Linked DNA regions of Homo sapiens: all the other regions are linked to region 1. A link is a loop called in an ENCODE intact Hi-C map of the cell type or tissue named here. Cell type or tissue: endothelial cell of umbilical vein. All regions are shown on one strand. Region 1 overlaps HIVEP3 (HIVEP zinc finger 3). Region 2 overlaps HIVEP3 (HIVEP zinc finger 3). Region 3 has its middle 37 kb from the start of HIVEP3.

Region 1 (2,500 bases):
ATTACAGACATGATTAGGGCCCATGCAAACATTCTGGAAGGGTCAAGGCAGGATGTGGGGGACCGGTGAGGAATCTCCTGCAGCAGTCAAGCAATGGTGGCCTGGAGAGGGAGTGGACGTCAGGATGGATAAGTGGATGGATTCATGCACTCGTCCTTAGGAGGAGGAATGCACAGGACTTGGTGACAGCTTAAGTGTAACAGGTGGTGGAGAGGAGAGGGTGAAGTCCGGCTTCTGGCCCAAGCAGCTTGGGGGACAGTGGTGCCCCTTCCTAAGACAGGGTGCATCTGAAGAGGAGAGACTCACAGGCTGAGGAAGGGGCTGGGGTGTGGGTTGGTCATGCATGTGGGAAGGTGCTGAGCCGAGTTATGCGTGTGTTGAGTCATCTAAGTGGAGATGCTAAGAAGGGGGCTGCATTTACAATCAGTTCTTCCAAAGAGGGGTCCAGATGAGATGCATGGAAACTAACACCAGGGGACGTGACACCTTCACCTAGGGGAAGACTACATTGTAAGAAGAGAAATCCTCAGACAGAGTCTAGGGAGCTGCGATCCTCAATAGCCAAGCAGAGGGGTGGTGGAGGCAGCAGAGAAGGCTATGCAGGAGAAGCCTGAAAAGCAGAGAGAAAACCAGGAGAGGCTGGTGCCTCAGAAGCCCAGGGAAGAAAACAAGATGCAGAGTTTTAAACTTCACAAAATGCCACTCAGAGGGCAAGAAAGACAAAGTTAGGACAATGTCACTGGCATTTATTAAGACGCAGGTCAGAGGTGCTCTTTTCAGGAGCAGGTGTGGCTGGGCATGCAAGGGCTGAAGCGGAGGAGGGAGGTGACACCATGCACACAGCCCAGGAGGCTGCCTCACTCACACCCCACTTGCTTAGCCCCACTCACTTAGCCTATTTCCTTCACAGCCATTATCTTAATGTGTGCTGTCTTGCTTCTTTGTTTACTTGTGAATTGCCTTCTTCCCTTAAGGTCTGTTAGGGCGAGCTCCTTGTCTGCTCTATTCACAGCTGTACCCCAGCACCTAGGAGGATGCTTGACACAGAACAGGGATTCAATACCTGTTGGGTATTGAATGAATGAAACAGAAGCAGAGTAAAGTCTGGCTAAGAAGTGAGGAGGGGGAGAGCTGCAAAGCCCAGAAACTACCCACAAGAATGAGCCAGTGGTGAGGAGGAGGGGTGGGTTACTGTCCCTGGGAAGTGGGACCCCCAGTTTAAGTGGAGGCTTAGGGCAGAATCCTGGACACTAAAAGGAATGCTTAAAAGGGAATTTGAGGCATTTTCTGGTCTGAAAGACATCCGGCCCACATTGCTTTCACTTAGGTCATGTTCCCCCAAAGGAAATCCTGAGATAAGGATTCCTAGATGAGTGATTCATTGAAGAAATGTCCCCAGAGTGGTCGGTAGGAGAGTGGAGAAGCAGGACAGAAAGGGGAGAGGCCAAGCCAAGCATGACCTCAGGCCACATCCCAGCCTCAGCCTGACCCCAGGGAGGGTCCTGGAATGTAAACCGAACCTCCTGCAAGTTTGTACACCCCCACCCCCCACTGCCAGGGCAAGGTGGCTGACCTTTCATATTCCCACCCTAATTAATATTGGCTACAGACTGTCATGGCCAGGACAGAAACTCCCAGCCACTCCAACTCTCTTGGCAAGAGGGTAATCCTTTGAAGAAGGCGATGGGGCAAAGCTTTAGAAACAGAGGCTACAGAAGCTGCAGGATGGGCACACAGAAGTGGCCGAAGTGATCCAACGCCATCTGAGCAGAGCGCCGGCAATGTCTGCTACTAAATTGGGATAGAGTTTTTTATGGATTACCCTGGAAGAGCACACCAAACAAACCACTTCATTCTGAGGGCCTGGACGGTGCAGGGATAGCTACCATTTAGAATCGTTTCAGTTTCTATTCCGGTAAAGAATCCTTCAAAGAAAGACATCGAGGCTCTTACAGTGCAGAGAGGTGCTCTTCTTGGACAACTATAGGGTGTGAACGTAGCACAGCTACTAAAAGTGAATGTGACACAACAATTAAGAGAGTATGGTGAGTATTTAGAAATACTTAGAAGTCAAAGCATAAAAAACTGGATAACTTGGGTTACATTCCTGAGACATGTTTATTATTATCACAGTACTGTGATATTGTAGAATCTGGAGAAATAAAATCAATTGAAATAAAATAAAATACATCTACCAACTACCATTTACTGAACACCTGCTATGGATCCAACTCTGTGCTAGAAATGAAGCAGCATCTCCCTTGCTCAAAGCTGATTTTCAGGCTGGGAACTAGATGGGGCTCCTGAAGCAATTCAAGAACAAGGCAAAAACAGATCTATGGAGGTCACATAGGATGATGATTAAGAGTTGAGCCAGGCTCAGCAACTGCCTAGGATCACTCCCATTTCTGCTGCCAGACTCTCTGTGCCTCAGTTTCCCCATCTGAAAAATTGAGATACTAAGAGTCTTTACTTCACAAGATTCCTGTGAAGGTAACAG
Region 2 (2,500 bases), 190 kb before region 1:
AAAGTAAGAAATAAAAGGCCCCCAGGAGCCTATGGCCTGCAGCAGGCTTGGTAGGCACGGACACCTTCCCCTCTTGCAGTGTCCTCCCACCCCCGATCTGCGCCCCAGCCCAGAGCATCACTCCCTCTTCTGAGCTCCCACTGCCCTGAAAGCACTTGTTTTCTCTTTCTGGGTCTGCTCTTTGTCCCTGAATAGGACTGCCAACTCTCAGAGAGCAGTCTCTGGCTTCTGCAAGTCCCTGAGCCTCCTGCCTGGGGCTCAGCTCAGAGAGTCACATGCAGTCGCTGCTCAATAAATGTTCTTCCAAGTAGCTTTCAGCCACGAAAGTTTAACTTGGAGAATAATGGGGCATGTAGAGCTCTGGATTCACAGTCAGCCTCTTTATCAGCTAAATGACCCTGGGCAAGTTAACTTTTTATGTAAATGAGGATAATCACCAAATACCCCAAGGTTCTGCAAAATTATATGGTGATTTTAACATTATTGTTTCCATTATGGAATCATAGGTGGAGACAAGAGTCTATTAAATTTGTAACCTGGTACTACAGTTCTTCCCACAACATCCAGCCCCCTGGATGTTCGGCCTCTACTTGAACTCTCCAGTGACAGGGAACTCACTACCTGCTGGGCAGCCCATGCCATGTTTTGACTGCTTCTGAGCATTAGAAACTTGGCTTTCTATTGTTTTAAGACCTGCCATGCTGAGCTCTGGAATGCAGGGAAATGAGTGGGTGATGAGCAAGCCTGGGGGAGGGGCTGGAGAGAGCTGCAGGATGATGGTGGGAGGGTGGCAGGGAGCTGAGAGCCCCCCGAAACAATGCTGCTGGTCAGTGGGCCACAGGCTGTCAGCTCCCCTTCCAAGAGAAGCTCCTGATAATGGTGCCTCATCTGCTCATGGCTTCAGAACCTGCCAGCCCTTCCAGAAGACTGCCTCCTGCCCAGGGCTGCTCAGCAGCTGGACTACAGGGGCCCGGGTTCTCAAGCCCTGATGTATGATTTATGACTCCGATGAGCTCACCAGCTCAGGGAGGGAGGGTGATCCGAGGGGAGGCTGGAAGAAGGCTGGTTATGGATTTTAACCCTCTGATGTTACTGGCTGGGAATTTAACATCAATAATTCAAGGCAGTGGGGAGCAAGGGATGGGAAAAAGGCAAAAGAGAGAGGGAGGTGGGGATGGAAAGGGAGAAAAGAGGAGAAGAAGTGGAGGACGGGAAGAAGACAGGAAAAGAGGCAAAGATGCATTTATTGAGTGTTTCCCATGGGTACCATGCCACCTTCGCCTCCTTTAGCTCATTTAAGACTCACTGAAATCTATGAGGCAGATACTGTCACCTCTAATGACTGGATAAAGAAATTAATGCTCCAAGAGGAAAAGCAAAGATTTCAAGGACAGCAGGGGGGATGAGGGGATGGGATTTGGATCCATGTTTGCTGATTCCAGAACACGGGTTCTTTCTACTACACCTTGACTTTAGAGGGTAGCCAGGTCAGGGGACACAGAGGGTCCCTGCTGGCCTCAGGACACCTGGCCCCAGCTCACACTCTGGGGCTGACATGGGGAGAGATGAGTCTGAAGGGCTTGGCCCCTGGGAGAGAAACCAGCCACTGGCCTTCTGGACAGCACCAAAACTTTGTTGCTGAAGCTGAAAAAATTAACTGCTATATTTAAAAGCATTGTTCAGTTGCTATGGTAACAGAGGGGCTAAGAATAATATAAAAAGAAGATGATATGCCAGGTTGTCACTGGCAACCCAATTTTAAGGGTGTGTGTGTGTATGTGTTTTAAAAGGAGTTTTCTGGGGGGAGGTGTTGAGGTTCAGACTGTCTTCCCCACTCCCTCCGGCACCATCTGCCCCAGCGACATGTCCAAGGTGCAGCCAGGCCTGGCATCTCACTGGTCTGCTGGCATCGGGGGAGCTGGCACACCCTGGCCCTGAGCCTAAAGATAACGAAGGCTCTCAGCTCCCTAACTGCTGTCCCCTCCTGGCAGCCCCCCACTGCCTGGGCTGCTTCCTTCAGCTGCGGAACCCCAGCCGGAGGCACCTCTCAAACAGATGGCCCCCAAATAGCTTCTTCTCTCCGACCTGGGAGCTTTCAGCCAGCCTGGCAGACTCCCTGGGGACCACCAGGGAAAACAGATGGTCAGGAGAGAAGAGCAGGAGACAGATTTATTGATCTGCAGCATGGATGTCAGAGATAGGAGGCGGCTTGGCAGATCTGGGCATGGGGCTGCCCTACTCCCTGACGTGTCCTGGTGAGACATGCCAGGTCCAGCCTGAGTCTTCAGCCTGGGCCCAGGCGACCTGAAGGGGACCCACGGCAAGCCTGGGGAGGGTGGGAAGATGGATGGGGACTGGGGGTCCTCACGCACCAGCCAACTGTTTGTCAGGGCTGTGATGGCAGCACCCATGGGAACCATGGGAAGAACTGGGTGGCAAAAAGACAAAATCCCCAAGGCAGTTTATTGACAGCCAAGGATTAGAAAGAGGCCTGGTATTT
Region 3 (2,500 bases), 53 kb after region 1:
GCCACATACATTTTTAAAAACGGATTATTAAGAAATAAATGCCAACCTTTGCAGAAAAAAACACATTTCTCTCTGTCTCTCATTGAAAACCAAGGAGGCCTTCAGAGACTTCACCTTGGCACAGGCCAGGTGGTTTCACCCCACCCTGCGGGGTCTGGCTCCAACCTGGCAGCTGTTTGCAAGGACAGGCCAGTCGTCATCAAGGCCCTATGTCTCTGAGCAGGGGGTCATGGCCATTGTGAGTCAAAACCCACACAGAGAACACTGGCCTTTCTGATGCTGGCTGCACCACTGCCTTGCAGCTTTCTGCAGAGCCATTAAACCATGAACTTGGAAGTCAGTCAGGCCAGGGTCTGAACTCCAGCTCCTCTGCCTACAGGCTGTGGCCCAGGGCAGGTTGCTTCATCGCTCTTAGTCCGAGTCTCCTCATTTGTGAAATAGGGGTAATAATAGTATCTATCTATCTCTCAGCGTTGTGGTCAGGATTAAAGATAATGCACAGAAATGGTTCCACAAGCTTGGGACGTGAGTCACACTCGGTAAATGATATCCATTGTTATTATTCTTTAGGAACCATTTTCTCAGCTTCCAGGTTTTTTTTTTTTTTCTCTAGTGTTTCCACTGAGAAGATCAAAATTGAGGCTGGGGAGGCTGAATTGAAAATTATAACATCTAATTGTTAGGAGCATTTTCAATGTTCCATGCACTCTGTTGGTAGTATTTACATGTTTTATCTCAGTTAATCTTCACAACAACATATCAGCCAGGTACTACAATGAAACCCATTTTACAACAGGGAGATCCAAGGGTGAAAGAAATAAAGTAACTTATCTTGGGAAAGAGGTAAGGAAGGAAAGAAATTGCTTGGTAGACTGGGTAGGGGTGGGGTGGGAGCCGTTTTAGAAAAATTGTGATGGAAAAAAGAAAGGGAATATTAAGAAGTGTCTCTGTGGGTTATGAATTGGTTCCCTCCTATGTTCTTTCAGAGGCACAAGTGAAGACTGGAATTCTTTTTAATTAGTAGCTCCATCATTGTTATGAGACCACCTAAGTTTAGAGGGCATAGTTAAATAGGAGGAAAGTACTTTCACCAGAATTGCAAACTGTGTCCTACAACAGCACACAAAAAAAAACCCCTCATATTAAAACCAACCACAACAATGACCTCACCGTATTAAGTCCTGTGATGCATCCTGCCATGCAGGGCACATCCTGAAAGGGGAGAAGAGGCAACTAAGGCCTCCAGCTACTCAGCTACACTTAACCACAGTAATCCACCCCTAAGTTTCTCCTGGGGCACAGTTCCTTTTTGTTCTCTCATTTTTGTCCTTTCTTTAATAATGAACGTGTGACTCAGAGGTTTAATGAGTTACCCGGAGAAGTTAACCAGAAGGGAAGCCCATTGAGCAGAGGCATAATTAAAATTGTGAATGGACAGAGGAATACAATCATTGTGGGAGACAGGGAGCACAGGAATGACTCACGGGTTAGGTTGCTTAGAAAAGGGCCTCCGGGACTTAAGTTATTTCTGGGGAAGATCTGGAAATTGAAGGAAAAATCTGGAACTCTTCTACAGTCAAAAGATAGAGAGGCGAGCTGGGACCTCTCCTTTCACTCCTGAATGATTTAGGCTTGTAGCCGGGACTCACTTCCAGCGGAAGGTGAAGAACAGTGAAGGCTGAATTCCCCAGGGAGTCATTACCTCCTCTGGTGCTAACACCACAAGTGTCTAATGTCAACTACTTCTTGGTTTGGACGTTTCTTATAGCAAATTATAACAGTCAGGAGAAGGGAAAAAGCAACGACAGCATCATACTGGATTTTCACTCTTTAGCCCAAACTCAGAAATATTTTGCATCTGTTGAGGCCTGACAGGCAGAGAAACTAAGGAACATAAGCACACACTGGAGATGGGGCTGTTGTAGTTAACAGAAAGTCTGCATGCAAACTTGAGGCCCATTATCTGTTTCGTGTATGAAACGGTCCAGGGTGCTGTGAGTTCTTAGGAGAAATGGAGGCTGATCCTAAGCAAGAAAAACAATACTCCCTAGGTCAGGATCTCTGTAGAGCACCAGCCACAGAAAGCACTTTCCACCTAGGAATCTATTCCAAGAATTTCTGTAACTAAAGCCAGTTCAGATCAGCCATGCTAATGGAGCAGCAGTACAACTTCATCCCAAATATCACATGGTCTAAGTATTAGGATTTATTGTCTTATTTCCATGCTTGTGTTGATGCTTGAAGAGGGCCAAGATTACCCTCTCTTTCCTCCTGGAATACAGAGGCAATCACTTCAGCAATGTGGAGAAGCAGCGATGAAAATAAAAAGAGACAGGAGCCCAAGTTAGGTATGAAGTTTGAAATCCATTTTTAATTTTGTTTGAATATAAGCTTATATGGTTTTTGAACAGCGCTGGGAGCAAATTATTGAAGCTACAATATGAACCATGGAGGAGAAGGAGTTGGAAGGTGCTCTCACTTTCAGATCTTGCTCATTTAA

Evidence for each region. A loop is a pair of places that touch in the nucleus more often than their neighbours do. Peaks named below come from ENCODE experiments on the same cell type or tissue, not always from the same donor. Only the 100,000 strongest peaks of a DNase experiment are listed, where the experiment ranks them.
Region 2: it touches region 1 in a loop (3-fold over the local background); 2 of 110 quality-filtered maps call a loop at or near these places.
Region 3: a loop joins it to region 1, with 7 times the contacts of the local background. A loop is called at or near these places in 6 of 110 quality-filtered maps.

What each region holds. Positions count from the first base shown.
Region 1 is chr1:41,900,923-41,903,422 of GRCh38, forward strand. The region is part of intron 1 of HIVEP3 (HIVEP zinc finger 3); the gene reads right to left. Among named protein-coding and RNA genes, the nearest start is that of HIVEP3, 17 kb to the right of the region's middle. In endothelial cell of umbilical vein, no CTCF peak of the experiment used is centred here; a DNase peak (open chromatin) is centred at 1,369; H3K4me3 peaks cover 423 bases; H3K27ac peaks cover 2,415 bases.
Region 2 is chr1:41,713,105-41,715,604 of GRCh38, forward strand. The region is part of intron 1 of HIVEP3 (HIVEP zinc finger 3); the gene reads right to left. Among named protein-coding and RNA genes, the nearest start is that of HIVEP3, 200 kb to the right of the region's middle. In endothelial cell of umbilical vein, no CTCF peak of the experiment used is centred here; DNase peaks (open chromatin) are centred at 737 and 977; H3K27ac peaks cover 1,498 bases.
Region 3 is chr1:41,954,372-41,956,871 of GRCh38, forward strand. It overlaps a transcript of HIVEP3 not described here. Among named protein-coding and RNA genes, the nearest start is that of HIVEP3, 37 kb to the left of the region's middle. In endothelial cell of umbilical vein, no CTCF peak of the experiment used is centred here; DNase peaks (open chromatin) are centred at 480 and 1,240; H3K27ac peaks cover 2,173 bases.